Linked DNA regions of Homo sapiens: region 1 is linked to region 2. A link is an interaction called in ENCODE POLR2A ChIA-PET data of the cell type or tissue named here. Cell type or tissue: Panc1. All regions are shown on one strand.

Region 1 (8,000 bases), 130 kb after region 2:
GTATATTGTTTTTCCTTTCTTAGTTTAAGAGGCTTTATCTTTTAACAAGTGAACTTAACCCATTCACATTTATTGTGACACAGATAATTGGGGGCTTCTATTTAGCATCCTAGTTTGCATTAACCAGAATTTTGAAATTTTTTAAAATTCCATTTTCCATGTCCGTTGAATAGATGAAGTTTTCTAATTTTCCTTTTTCCCCCCTTCCAGTGGTTTGGGTGATTATGAACATAGTTAACTTAAAATTTTTAACTACACATAAACCATGCCAGTATTAGTCAGTATTGATATTTGTTACCTAGCAACCCCCACCTACGTTCACTGTTTACTCCTTCTGCACTCATTACTTCTATGTCTTATTTTGTATCTAAGATTGTACTTCAGATTAGCTTCATGTAATAATCAGTAGTTACATTGTCTTGATGTCTTTACTGGTTTTAATGAAGCTTTCTGGCCCCGGAAATGAATACCTATCTCAGCTTTGTATTCCACATGGTACTTTACTGATCAGAAGTACAGCAGTTACTTGAGTTCATGCCTTCATATAGATCATTCACAGTTTTTGTATATAGGTTTTCTTCTGGTTCTTTGATAAATAAAAAGCATCTTCCTGCTCCTTTCTCACAGACTTTGTTTGGACCTAAAACTGTCACAATTTTTTTTTTAATGTTTAGATTTTTAAAGTAATGAAGTGGCAACAAACCTGTATTACAGCAGCAGGTAGCTGCCACCTTAAGTTGATGTTCAATTGCCAGATGCCACACTAAGTCCAGTACTAAGCATGTAAAAGCTGAGTAAGCATTTTTATGTTCCTCATAATGTTACATATACAGTTGTCCCTTGGTATCTGTGATGCATTGGTTCCGGGACCCCCAACAGATACCAGAATTCATGGATGTTCAAGTCCCTTATATAAAATGGTGTAGTATTTGCATATAACCTAGACACATTCTTCTATATGCTTTGAATCATCTCTAGATTACTTACAATACCAAATATAATGTAAATGCTGTGTAAATAATTGCATTGGTTTTTATTTATATTTTTATTTTTGGTTTGTTTGTTTGCTTAGTATTTTTGATCCATGGTTGGTTGAATCTGTGGGTGGGGCACACATGGATGTGGAGGGCTGCCTGTACTTTATCTTCCTTAGGTTTCAGAGGTACTTTAGAATATTCTAGTGCCATATGGTCTTCATGAAGTGTTTTTGATAGCCAGTGTCTGCTTATTACTGCATGAGGTACACGAAGGAATATACGTTATTGTTACATATTAGAAGCATTATATTGTCTGGGAGACAAAATTTTCACCCATAATTAGGCCTAGAAAGCACTTTGCCCCAATTATCAGTAAGAGACTCATCAGTGAGCATCAAGAATGGAAAGGATTATAAACAGTAGATGGAATATTTGTAATTATTCACTGTAATTCTTCCTGAACTACAATTTGTATTACTTTAGAAAAATGGAAGTCACATGGAAAAAAAAAAAGAGGCTAAGATCATATATTATATTAAAAAAGTATAAATGACATAGACTAAATTTACCAGATGTTCAGAGAAGAAAGAAAATGGGGAGATCAGTTTGTTAGGTGAAGGGAGGCTAGAGCTGAGAGTGTGGAAGAGGAAGTTGGTGGCTATTGTAAACTCAGGTGACCAAGGCTTTAATGACATTGTCATATATATTGTAGGCATTTGATAAAGATTTCTTTTGGACACAGTAATAACTTCACTTCTGTTTACTGAGTGGTTACAACACACTGGGCACTTGACCAAGACTGTTGCTACTTTATGGAGGAGAAAGACACAGAGGTAACTCAGATGGTGAATAGTGGGCTGTTTTAATTCCAGGGTGGGAGCTCTTAACCCTTGAATGGAGATTTTTCTCTGAGTGCCCTCACCAGTAACATGGGGGTGTTTCACTTCACTTATCTGACAGTGGTATCTGTGAGGATACATTACAGCATTTCATAGAAACATTCAACTGCTACCAAAGTATAAGGTGGTATTGTGTCAGTCATTAACGAATAGCCACTGTTTATATAGCCTTATGTTCTGTGTTTTATAAACATGAAGACATTTAACCTTAGGATAGCTCTGCAAGGTGTAGGTACTATCTCCATTTTACCGAGAAAACAGCAGGCTCAGTTAGGTTTATACAACTTGCCCAAAGACAGAAAGCTTGTAAAGGCAGGGCTGGGGTTGAAACCTGGCACCAAAAGCTCATACACCATGCATCTCTGTACTTCTCCAACTGGGTTTACTTACACTAGCTTAAGGCATTTCCATCCGTTTTATTTCTTTCTTTCCACTCTTTTATGAGTCAAAAATTTCCCTATTTGCAGTTTCCGATTTATTTTTCAGATTTAAGATAGAGCATCCAGATTATTTATCTCATTTTGATTCATCTCATAGATAACGTTATCTTTGTCTTTAGTTCCATGTTCTGAGTTTGTCTTATATGATTCAGATATTACATTTTTAGCAAATACAGACATTGTTAACTTAGCCTTTTTGTAAGAAAACCAGCAGGTTGTTTTCTAACCTTGTGTTGTTCTTGTGTTGTCTTCCAAAGATGAAAAATAGAGACCAAACACATTAACAATGAGGCAGAATAAGAACAGTTGCCAAGGAATAGAGGATTCCCTTAGGACTACTGAAAATTGGTTGGCCACATTTGTTCTTTGAGTCATTGCGAGTTCCCTGGTTTTGTAATGATCCGATGATGATGTCTTTGACCAGAGAGTAATGTGGTAAAAGAGATAGTGAACATGAGTTGTTGTCTTGGCCGAAGGTCCCTGGGCCCTTATTGGGTAGGTAGGTAGCAGAAGTGAAATATGACTCTTGGCAGTGACATCTCCTAACAAAATTTGAGCCTGTAAATGAGGATATCCCTGCTCACAGAAAGCTTCTGTTTTTTTAGGATTATTTTTCTTAGTGCCTTTGAATTTAGATGGCTTACTTTGGAGGTACACTTTACTGGCTAATCTTTTCCACCCCTTTTCTTTTGTTGGGATTAGTGCCAGAACAGATAAAGCCCAGTGTAAGCCAGCCTCAGCCTGCCAACTCTAATAACGGCACTTCCACAGCAACCAGCACTAATAATAATGCCAAGCGAGCTACAGCCAACAATCAGCAGCCACAGCAGCAGCAGCAACAGCAGCAGCCGCAGCAGCAGCAGCCACAGCAGCAGCCACAGCCGCAGCCGCAGCAGCAGCAGCCACAGCAGCAGCCACAGGCCTTGCCTCGGTATCCTCGTGAAGTACCTCCACGATTTCGCCACCAGGAACACAAACAGCTTCTAAAGAGGGGTCAGCATTTTCCTGTTATAGCAGCAAACCTTGGATCTGCTGTTAAGGTGTTAAACAGCCAGTCAGAAAGCAGTGCTTTAACAAATCAACAGCCACAAAATAACGGAGAGGTGCAGAACAGCAAAAACCAGTCAGGTGAGAGAAGGCATTTCTTACGAGACTCACACCTTATCATCATTAGCTGTATAGCAAGTTGATAAATTCGTAGCTTTTTGGTGATGTATTTGTATTCATCAGTATGTGGGCTTTAATGTAAGAGTTCTTTATAGGGAGTTATGAATGGGGAATCTTAGAATATTTCCTGTAAGTTACCTACTTTAAAATGATTATTTTAATTACTGATTCTCCCTTCAGGTTCTGCCCATTTTAATAAGGAGCTTATAGCTAAAGTTGACTATAAGACTGTAGCTAAAATTGAGCACCCTTCCCCCCAGGCCATGTGCTGAGCAGTTATACATATTATTGCATTTAATCTTCAACAACGTTGTGAGACTGAGTTCTTACCTCCACTTTCAGTAGAGGCAGCTGACATACCAAGATGTTAAATAACTTGCCCAGGCTCATTCAGTTACCACATGCCATAAAAAGACTGGCACTCATAGAAATTATATTCAAACAGAGGAAATGCATTCAGTTATTTGTCTCAGAGTGGCTTCTCTGAGCTTGGTAGTGATGGTGAGGCAGAAAATAAATCTGGTATGTGATTACAGGTTTTCTCAAAACCCAGTTTGTTTCAACATGTTCTGGAAAGTTTTGATGGTCTGTTAGTCTGTCCATCCATTCATTTATCCAACTATTTGAAAGCTTTACCACAAGCCAGGTAGAGAATTAGGTGCTAGGGTTGAGGGGGAATGAAGGTGCCCATACAAGAACACACTTCTAGAGGCAGTATAGCATACTGATAAAGAAGGAAGTCTCTAGAATCAGATAGACTAGGGCCTTACATCCCGGTGCCCCCATATCCCAGTGTGTGTGACCTTGGGCAGGTTACTTAATTGCTCTATGTGCCTGAGCAGTCTTTCCTAACTGTGCCAGGTAGTTACTCACTTTCTATACCTGTGCTCTCTTTTATATACCAAGAACTACTCTGTACATTGTAATATATTATGGTATTTCACAGTGAATAAGTAGCAGATCCTGGACTCACATCAAGATCTGTCTGACTCCAAAGATATGCTTGTAACCACCATGCTGTGCTTTGGCAACATACAGGATGTGATTGGTAATGAGGAAGAGGACACAAATGTGAGTTTTCTAGCATAGGCACATTGTTATTGGAAAGGATACAAATTTAAGTCATTGTCCTGAGTTAATATTTACTTGCTAATTTCCCAGCACCTTATTACCTGTGTGAGCTTGGCCATAACACATCTGACCTTCTTTGCTAATCTGTAAAACAGTAGTACCCAACCCTATAAGGCTGCTGTGTAGACTTAATTACATGACATGTTATTAAAGGAACTACCTTAATGCCTGGTATCTAGGTGCCAAATAAATTATCTTCCTAATAACTCTTATAGAAGGACCTGTACTCTTCAAGAAGAGTTTGGTTAATACTAGATCTAATGCCAAGTAGTAGGCAATTAGTCATTTGAAGTTCATCTGGGGAGTCAGATTGGAAGCAAATGTACTGGTCATCAGCATAATGAAAAATGTGGTTAAAAACTTCGGGAGAGGTTAGTTATACAACAGATGATGGAGTACCTGCTGTGAGCTAAGGAAGGTGGAATGGTACTGAACAAGACAGTGAAGTGGGATAGTATATTTAGAAAATATGTCAAATATGCCTTTTCACTTGGGGAAATGAAGAGAACCTGTTTTTGGATGGAAACAACAGGAGTGTAAGAATCTTGCTTCTCAAAAATAACTATGAGTCAAAAATATCAAAAGTGTTACAGGTGTGGGTTCAGATGAGAAGAAGGCCTCAGGTGTGGGCATAGGAAGAAGCTTTCAAAAAATGTCTGAGAAGGAAAAACGTCATGCCTATTTCTAAAAGAATTTTACTAGGGTGGACTGCATTGATGTGGAGGCTAAGGTGGAAGTGAGGAGGGTGCAGCAATCTGACTGAAGCCTGGATTCAATCTCAAAAAACAACTAGAAAATGCAGATGATGAAGCCAAGGCATTCCAAAGAAGAGCCAGATTTGTACTTTTGTCTCTTAAAAAATTTATGAATCCCCACTTAACAGCATATTTTACATATTTACATTAAAACATCTTTCTAAGTGTTACTAGGATTGGTAATAGAAACTTTAGCTTGCAAAATAGACCAGGAGAGTCAGTGAAGGCCTCTTATGAGTTAGGTATCTCCAGCTCCTACCAAGTTATTAATATTAATAACGATACAGTGGCTAATCCTTATGGGGTGCTTACTGTGCCCACACACTACTAACTCATTTAATACTTCTTTTACAGAGTAGATAGTATCATGTTCATTTTACAGATTAGGAAGTAGCCTAGAGGCCAGTGAAGAACAAGGTACTAGTTAGTATAAACAGCGTGCACAGTAGCCCAGAAACACAAACATTCTTTGTTGTGAACTACATGTAGTTCAGAATTGGGAGAACATAGTGTTGGCTTGGTTTTTTGTTTTGTTTTGTTTTGTTTGATCTATTCGTATTTGGCTTTTTTACATTCTCATTTTTAATTTTTTTAGAATCCTGTGCTAGTCAAACTAGACAACTCTGCAGACCAGCCCTGGGCTGCCATTTTGGGGCTGTGCCTCAGACACTTATTGATGGTTTAAATTGAGACTTGAGACCTCTTTTTTGCAGTTGACCACTTAGACCCCAAAGAGGTGAAATAACTGTTTAATATGGGGGCCCACAAACCATGTAATGAAAGTGAAGGCTTTGGGGGGATGACTAGGCTCAACAGGAGCAATATTGTTCTTATAGGCCAAAGTGTTCTATCCTATTTTTTATCCACCTGACATGATCCATACAGAAAAATTAAGAAGACTAACATAGTGAACACTCGTATACCCTCCACCCAAAACTGGTGGTGGTTAACATTGTCCCATCTTGACTTGACACACCTCTCTTTCTCTCTCTCATATATGCATGCATGTGCACATTATTGTTGAACCACTTAAAAGTAAGTATGCAAACATTATGGCACTTCAACTTTAATCCTTCCACAGGTAATTATCCTAAGAATAAGCATAGTCTCCTATACAACCACAATACCATTATCACCCCTAAGTAAAAGAACAACAACAATATCTTCTGATAGTTTATATCCACATTTTTGCTAGTTGTCCCAAGAATGTATTGCTTGCTTGTTTGTTCACAGTATGTTAGTGTTTATATAAAATATAAAGCATATAGAACACTATGTATTGCTTAGGGGATGAATTCAAATGTAGTGAGATATAAAGATTTACATGAGTGATTACCACTGGTATACCTACTGGCGAAGGAAAGAGAGAGAATACCTGCGAGTTTTTTCTGCCATATTAGTAACGCATTTCTTAAGGTGTATGAGTATATTTTATATTACTCTTTTATGGCCTTATCTATTATGTTTGAAGTAGTTTTTTTTTTTTAAAGAAAAAGACATTTGAGGCATAATGGTGAATGACCAATAATTGGGATGTTTTAACCAAAAGTGTTAACATTAAAGTTTCTGGAGATATTTAAAGGTTAAAATGCTGTCCATCCCCATCCATCCGTGCTCTTGCATTGGGCTTTTAGCACGGTGTACCTCCTTGCTGTCTTGCAACTTCTACTACTTGCTTGCAACTTGCACCTTCCCCTTGGACGATAAACAAACTCAGATCTTCTCTATCCTTAAAAAAATTTTCTTAAGCCTCCATACTCTTTTTTTTTTTTTTTTTTTTTTTTTGGAGGAGACAGCGTCTTACTTTGTCACCCAGACTGGAGTGCAGTGGCATGAACACGGCTCACTACAGCCTCAACCTCCCAGCTCAAGTAATCCTCCCACCTCAGTGAGTCTCCCTGAGTAGCTGGGACTACAGGCGTTCACCACCACACCTGGCTAATTTTTGTGTGTTTTGTAGAGATGGGGTTTTGCCATGTTGCCTAGGCCAGTCTTGAACTCCTGAGCTCAAGCTATCTGCCTGCCTTGGCCTCCCAAATTGCTGGGATTACAGGTGTGAGCCACCACACCCGGCAAAATTCCCATACTCTTTTGAGGCTATTACAGAATTTCTCCCTCCCCCCTTTCAGTGTTACTGAAGGAATAGTCTGTACTTGCAGTCTTTAATGTATTACATCAGTCTCTCATAATCTGGCTTCTGCTCACTTGACTAAAATAACTCTATTGCTGAAGTCACTGATCTTCTGAATGTCAAATGCAAACCTTTTTGTTCCCTCCCAAGGCTTTGTTTCAGATCTCGCCACATTTTAGGTCCTCTTCTGGAAGTCTTCAGCTGATGTTGGGCCCCTCAAAACTCAGTATGTCCAAACTTGAACTCTTTGTGTTGCCCCGTACCACTTCCTCCTCCTGCGTTCCTTTGCTCAAATAGTTGCCACCCCCATTCATCCAACCACCCATCTAGAAACCTTGAAATCATGCTTTACTCTTCCCTCTCCTATATGTCTCACAGGCCAGTGGGTTACTGTACTCTGCTGATTTTAACTCTTTTTTTTTTTTTTTGAGATGGAGTCTCGCTGTTGCCCAGGCTGGAGTGCAGTGGCACGATCTCGGCTCACTGCAAGCTCTGCTTCC
Region 2 (8,000 bases):
CCCATGCAGAAGGAAGGAAGGAAGAAATCATGCCTATTGCTTCTTTCCTTTTGTCATCAGGAATCCCCAGGAGTGCCGTGACACTGAGGTTTCCAGAGGGTGCTTTTTCTTTAATTAACCCAGGTATTCATTCCAAAACTCAGAGAATGGTTTTCTTAGGGCGGCGGATTAGGGCAGGCATAGGGTCCTAACCTATGTCTTAATCTTTTGCTTTATGTGGTTTCTTTCAGCTGTGACCACCCCGATCCACCATTCATTCTTAATCCAGACACCTCTTTGTACAGCTCACTCTCCACTGCACGCTCTATTTTCTTCCATCTTCCTGGCTTCCAGCCGTACTGCTTATTCTTCTGTTCGGAGGCTAACCTAACCCATCAGACTTGAGGCTTGGCCCCGTCTTCCCTTGAGTCAACATCTTCCTCTAATAATACTTCTGTAGTGGACATTCTATCTGATTCTGTACTGTCCCTTCCACCACCCCTCCCCGCCGCCCCATTAGTAGCAACAATACAGTGGGGAAGAATTTACAAGTCTAGGCCACACACGGACACTGATCCTATGCCGAATTTGACTTCCAAATAATGTTTCTGTCTCTGCACCACTTACTCCAGAATCTAAGTCCTGGGAGGAAGGATCTAATTGCTCAGCTTCACAGCTAACTTCTTGAACTTGGCTCCTTCAGCTTCCATAGTGGATGATGAGATGAGAGGGGCGACAAGTGACTTAGACAGCCCTCTTGTCAGACCTAATCACAGTACATAATTCTCCCAGCAGGAACACTGGTGCAAATAAGAGGGCAGGCAATTCTAGATCATCGCTGGGTTTTGTTTGTTTTGTTTCTTATCTTTAATTTTTTTTTTTTTTTTTTTTTTTGAGACAGAGTCTCGCTCTGTCGCCCAGGCTGGAGTGCAGTGGCGCGATCTTGGCTCACTGCAAGCTCTGCCTTCCGGATTCACGCCATTCTCCTCCCTCAACCTCCCCAGTAGCTGGGACTACAGGCGCCCGCCACCACGCCCAGCTAATTTTTTTTTGTATTTTTAGTAGAGACAGGGTTTCACCGTGTTAGCTTGTTTTGTTTTTTGAGACAGGGTCTCACTCTGTCCACCAGGCTGGAGTGCAGTGGTGCAATCACAGCTCACTGCATCCTTAACCTCCTGGGCTCAAGTAATCCTCCCGCCCCGGCCAAGAAGAAGCTGGGACTACAGGTGCATACTGCCACACCCAGCTAATTTTTAAATATTTTGTAGAGATAGGGTTTCACTACGTTGCCCAGGCTGGTCTTAAACTCCTAGGCTCAAGCGATCCTCCCGCATCAGCCTCCAAAGTAGCTAGGACTACAGGTTCATGACACTACACCAGGCTAATTTGGTTTTTTTTTGTGGGTTTTTTTTGTTTGTTTTTTGTAGAGTCAAGGTCTCACTATGCTGCCCAGGCTGGTCTCAAACTCCTAGTCTCAAGCAATCTGCCTGCCTTGGCCTCCCAAACTGCTGGGATTACAGGCATGAGCCACCACACCCAGCCCATCACTATTGAATAGAATAATAACACAAACCACACACGTAATTGTAAATATTCTAGTTGCCACACTTTTAAAAGGTAAAAAGAAACAGATGAAATTAATTTTAACATTACAATTTATTGAACCTAACATTTCTAAAATATCTTCATGTCAACCTGAAATCAATATAAAAATTTGTAATGAGATATATTCCTTACTTCCTGTTGTTATTCTAAATCTTTGACATCCAGGGTGTATTTTACACTTACAGTACAGCTGTCATTGAAAACATTTGATCTGTATTTATAGTTACAGTTGAAAAAGTAGAACAGCATATGCAGGTTGTTCCAAAGATACTTAAATATTTTCCAAGTATCAAAAAATCACTTTCCTGTATTATTCACTTCCACATTGGTGAAGCTAGTTCATCTTTATTGGAATAGTGGTTTGACTTTGAAGCAAAAGCATATCAGTTTTAAAACTACTTCTGTCCAGGCTGGGCACAGTGGCTCATGCCTATAATCCCAGCACTTTAGGAGGCTGAGGCGGATGGATCATTTGAGGTCAGGAGTTCAAGACCAGCCTGGCCAACATGGTGAAACCCCATCTCTATTAAAAATACAAAAATTAGTCCGGTGGTAGTGGTGCATGCCTGTAATCCCAGCTACTCAGGAAGCTTGAGCCTGGGAGGCAGAGGTTGCAGTGAGCCAAGATCACGCCACTGCACTCCAGCCTGGGCAACAGAGTGAGACCCTGTCTCAAAAAAAAAACAAAAAACAAAAAACAAAAACCTACTTCTGTCCGAGTTATAGCAATTCACCAATCCTCATGTCAACTCAGTATTAACATGGAATGTAAAAGGATGCTGTATAAATTGAAAAGTAACTCTAAAGTTTGTCAATATCAACAATATTCTTCAAATTTTTCTTGTAAGTTTTGCAGATAATTTACATAATACTGGTGATTACCATTAAAAATATTTTGCAGCCAGGCGCGGTGGCTCATGCCTGTAATCCCAGCACTTTGGGAGGCCGAGGTGGGGAAGATCACTTGAGCTCAGGAGTTCGAGACCAACCTGGGAAACATGACAAGACCCTGTATCTACAAAAAAAAAAAAAAAAAAAAAAAAAAAAAAAAATTAGCAGGCCATGATGGTGCGTGCATCTGTAGTCCCAGCTACTTGAGGGGCTGAGGTGGGAGGATCACTTGAGTCTGGGAGGCAGAGGTTGCCGTGAGCCAAGATAATGCCACTGCACTTCAGCCTGGGCAACAGAGCAAAACCCTGTCTTAAAAAATATATATTTTGCATATTGATTCATGTTAAAAATATGCAGAATCATTACTATTGATTTGTATTATGAAATGTTTTCATTTCAATGTAAATTCTTATACTTTTCCAGCTAGGTCACAGGTTTTTCTTTCTTTAGAGCTTGGAATTTATCTCATTTCATATACACTATGATATTGCTGAGAAAACTTAAGTCACACTGCCATGTTTATCTTTGATTATTAAATATTTGGCAAGCATTCCCTTTGTTTCAAGAAAATCTTGAATTGGAATTGACAGTACAGTAAATCTTTGTAAAACTCTTCCATGACTCAACCAATGAACATTGGCGAAGACCCAAGATCACCCCATTCATTGCCTTCTATTTCTTTCAAAAATCCCATGCACTGGTGGTGATTCACAGCATTTGTATGTATACACTGAACAGTTTTAACAACTGTACCCATGACACTTTCCATGGAGCCTGCTTCCAAAAGCAGCACAAATATTTTCAGTATTTATCATACAGTGGGATGAAGCAATAAGGGAAACATCAGTCTCTTGTTTTGAAACTCCAATAAAACCAGATTTTTGACCAAACATAGCTGGAGGACCATCTGGCATGATAGAAACTAATTTTTTCATATCTAAGTGAAATTTTTTTGGTCAGATGTAAAAGATGTTTTTAAAATCTATGCTACACTTTGGTAAGCCATGAATTGACAAGGTTTTTTCATAAATTTGGAAGACCTTTTTGAATAAATATACCCAGGCTATTAGTTGGGTGGTATCTCATGGCATGACTCAGCTAAATTGTGCAATTTTCCAAAATTTGAATCCATTTAGCTTTAATACGTTCTTTCATTCTATGGGCAATTGTTTGGTGGCTTAATTGCAGATTATTCACTTTCTGTAAAATCTTTATTTTTATTTATTTATTCATTTATTTTGAGACAGAGTTTCCCTCTATTTCCCAGGCTGGAGTGTGGTGGTGCGGATTGACCCCACTCCAGTTTTGACCTCCTGGGCTCAGTGATCCTCCCACCTCAGCCTCCTCCCCAGTAGCTGGGACTACAGGGGTGCACCACCACACTCAGCCATTTTTTTCTATTTTTCGTAGAGACAGGGGTTCACCATGTTGCCCAGGATGATCTCACACTCCGGTGCTCAAGCAATCTGCCCACCTTGGCCTCCCAAAGTGCTGGGATTACAGGTGTGAGCCACCACGCCAGCCTAAAATATCTTTTTAGTCTTTTCCTCATAATTTTCTAACAAAATTTTTACAACTTAAATAATTTTTTTACCATCTTTCCATTAAAAATTGTGTACATGTGTATACGCGCATGCATGCAAGAATCCTAGTCATTTTTATAGCTGGCCAAAGTTATAATCTCTAATCCTGATAAAATAAAATCTATTTAAAAGGTTTTTGCTCAACATTTTATTCTGATTTCAACTAACTAATTTCATTGGGTTTTCTCATTGTGGTAAAATATACACAACATAAAATTTACTATTTTAATCATCTGTAGGTATACATCTCCATGGCATTAAGTACATTCACACTGCTGTGAACCATCACCACCGTCCATCTCTACAACTTTATCTTCCCACACTGAAATTCTGACCCCATTAAACACTAACTCCCCCTTTCGCCCAGGCTGGAGTGCAGTGGTGTGATCTTGGCTCACTGCAACCTCTGCCTCCTGGGTTCAAGGGATTCTTCTGCCTCAGCCTCCTGAGTAGCTGAGATTACAGGCACGCGCCACCATGCCTGGCTAATTTTTGTATTTTTAGTAGAGATGTGTTTTCACCATGTTGGCCAGGCTGGTCTCGAACTCCTGACCTCAAATGATCAGCTGTCTCAGCCTCCCAAAGTGCTGGGATTGCAGGCGTGAGCCACTGCACCCAGCCTATTTTCTATATCTATGAGTTTGACTACTCTAGGAAATTCATATGTGTAGAACCATACAGTATTTATCCTCTTTTGTTGGGCTTATTTCACTTAGCATAATGTCTTCACGGTTCATCCATATTGTAACAAGTGTCAGAATTTCCTTCTTTCTTAAGACCATATACTATCCATTCATCTGTTGATGACCATTGGGGTAATTTTCACCTTTTGGCTATTGGGAATAATGCTGCCATGAACTTGAGTGTACAAGCATCTATTTGAGTTCCTGCTTTCAGTTCTTCTTGATATATACTAAGAAGTGAAATTGCTGGATCCATGGTATTTCTTTAATTTTTGAGCAATTGTACCACTTTCCACAGCAACTTTTTTTTTTTTTTTGAGATGGAGTCTCGCTCTGTCGCCCAGGCTGGAGTGCAGTGGCACAATCTTGGCTCACTGCAACCTCCAACCCCCAGTTCAAGCGATTCTCCTGCCTCAGCCTCCCAAGTAGCTAGGACTACAGGTGCCCACCACCACGCCTGGCTAATTTTTTGTATTTTTAGTAGAGACGGGGTTTCACCGTGTTAGCCAGGATGGTCTCGATCTCCTGACCTCATGATTCACCCGCCTTGGCCTCCCAAAGTGCTGGGATTACAGGCGTGAGCCACCGCGCCCGGCCCACAGCAACCATTTTACAGTCCCACCAGCAAGGCACAAGGGTGGAAGTTTTCTAGTTTGTCTGCATCTTCACCAACACTTGTTTCCTGTGCCGTTTTGTTTTGTTGGTAATCGCCATCCTAATGGGTATGAAGTGGTATTCTGAGGTTTGGATTTGCAGTCTCCTAGTGTCAAGGGATGTTGAGCATCTTTTCATGTGCTTCGTTAGTTCTTTCTTGAATGTGGAGAAAAACTTATCAAACTCACTATGTATTTGCTGAAAATGTCTCAATAGTTTCCACCTTATTCTCATAAAATTTTTTTTCACAACCAACATGCAGCTTTTTTGTTTCACTCTACCACAGCAAGTTGCAACTGTCATCCATCATGAAATCGGTGGCACATCTTCCTACAGTTTCTTAAGCGTTTCCCTTTTTAAAATTGACAAGCAGGCCGGGTGCGGTGGCTCACGGCTGTAATCTCAACACTTTGGGGGACTGAGGCGGGAGGATCGCTTGAGCCCAGGAGTTTGAAATCAGCCTGGGCAACATAGTGAGACCCTGTCTCTACTGAAAAAAAAAATTAGCCTACTCTGCCTCAAAATAAATAAATAATTGACAAGTAAAAATTGTATATATTTATGATGCACAATTGGTGTTTTTATATATGTATAAATTGTGGAATGGCTAAATCAAACTATTTAACATATGCATGTTACCTCACATACTTCTTTTTGTTTTCTTTGTTTTTTGTTTTGTTTTGTTTTGTTTTGTTTTTTTGAGACAGGGTCTCACTCTGTGGCCCAGGCTGGAGTGCAGTGGCACAATCATAGCTCACTGAAACCTCGAACTCCTGGGCTCAAGCCATCTTCCCACCCCAGCCTTCTGAGTATCTGGGACCACAGATGTGCACCACCACACCCAGCTAATTTTTTTATTTTTTGTAGAGACAGGATCTCCCTATGTTGCCCAGGTTGGTTTCAAACTCCTGGGCTCAAGAAATCCTCCCACCTCTGCCTCTCAAAGTGCTGGGATTACAGGCATGAGCCACTTCATCCAGCCCTCACATACTTCTTTGTGTGTGTGTGGTAAGAACACTTAATATCTACTCTCTTAGCAATTTTCAAATATACAATATGTTATTAACCATACTCACCATGTTGTACAATACATCTCTTGAACTTATTCCTCCAGTCTAACTGAATTTTTGTATCCTTTCACCAACATCTCCCCAATTTCCCCATCCCCCAGCTTCCAGTCTCTCTCTCTCTTTTTTTTTTTTTTTTTTTTTTTTTTTGGAGATGGAACCTAGCTCTGTCACCCAGGCATGACAGTGGCACAATTTTGGTTCACTGCAAACTTCACCTCCTGGGTTCAAGTGATTCTCCCACCTCAGTCTCCTGAGTAGCTGGTATTACAGGCATGCGCAACCAAGCCCAGCTAATTTTTGTATTTTTAGTAGAGATGGAGTTTCACCATGTTGGCCAGGCTGGTCTCGAACTCCTGACCTCAAATGATCTGCCTGCCTTGGCCTTCCAAAGTGCTGGGATTACAGGTGTGAGCCACCACACCCAGCCTCCAGTCTCTTAATTTACTATTCTTGTCATAGCACTAACATTTGCATCTCCATTTAATTCTACATCAGTTGCCTGCCTTTATTTTAAATTGGAAATTTTGTTCATGTATAGAAAAATAATTGAATTATAATTAAAATATTATGTATTTTTCTTTAGTGAACAATGTGATGCAAAGGTAACATGCAATTCATACTGTCTGGATAAAACATTCAGGTAAACACATTACAATGTTGTATCAATGCACAGAAAAAAAGGGTTTGGCCAGGTGCAGTGGCTCACGCCTGTAATCCCAGCACTTTGGGAGGCGGAGGCGGGTGGATCACTTGAGGACAGGAGTTTGAGACCAGCCTGGCCAACATGGCAAAACCTTGTCTCTACTAAAAATACAAACATTAGCCTGGCACGGTGGCAGGTGCCTGTAAGCCTAGCTACTTGGGTGGCTGAGGCAGGAGAATCGCTTGAACCTGGGAGGCAGAGGTTGCAGTGAGCCAAGATTATGCCACTATACTTGAGCCTGGGCGATAGAGTGAGACTCTGACTCAAAAAAAAAAAAAGAAAGAAAGAAAAAAAGGATTCAAACCAAACGAATTGACACCTGTTAGATGAGTGATAGGTTCACATGTGATCTGAGAAAACACGCACACGCCTGCCATGTGCACTGGCAATATAAGAATATTTTATGTGATGCACTTAGGAGAGAGAAATATAATCCTACCAAAGCAAAATTAAACTTAATAGAAAAATATTTTATACTGGTTCAGTTTTAAAATTTTAAAAATTAAGGAAACCTAAAAAGTTGGGCTCCCCATTCACATTAGCTACATTGCTAGTGCTCATTTGCCACACGTGGCCAGTGGCCAGTGGCTACTGGATTGAACAGTGTAGCTCCGTGTAGATCTATCAAACAACGATAAATTGTCTACGCAATTCCACTGCTCAGTATCTTCTCTAAAGAAACTCTGTCCAGGTGCACAGAAGGTATGTAGGAAGATGTTTCCCGCAACATTGTTTATAACAGTCACTAAGGAGAACAACCCACATATCCACCAACTGGGTATGGCAAAAAAAAAAAAAAAAAATTGTGGTGTATCTATTCTAAGGAATCGTA

Evidence for each region. Peaks named below come from ENCODE experiments on the same cell type or tissue, not always from the same donor. Only the 100,000 strongest peaks of a DNase experiment are listed, where the experiment ranks them.
Region 1: POLR2A ChIA-PET joins it to region 2 with 5 read pairs; 5 of 35 experiments call an interaction of 5 or more read pairs at or near these places.

The regions. Positions count from the first base shown.
Region 1 is chr16:24,773,915-24,781,914 of GRCh38, forward strand. It overlaps TNRC6A (trinucleotide repeat containing adaptor 6A), which reads left to right. Exons shown (of 25, transcript NM_014494.4): 5 at 3,019-3,444. Among named protein-coding and RNA genes, the nearest start is that of TNRC6A, 48 kb to the left of the region's middle. In Panc1, no CTCF peak of the experiment used is centred here; no DNase peak of the experiment used is centred here.
Region 2 is chr16:24,643,232-24,651,231 of GRCh38, forward strand. It overlaps a transcript of TNRC6A not described here. Among named protein-coding and RNA genes, the nearest start is that of LINC01567, 24 kb to the right of the region's middle. In Panc1, no CTCF peak of the experiment used is centred here; a DNase peak (open chromatin) is centred at 3,240; H3K27ac peaks cover 3,987 bases.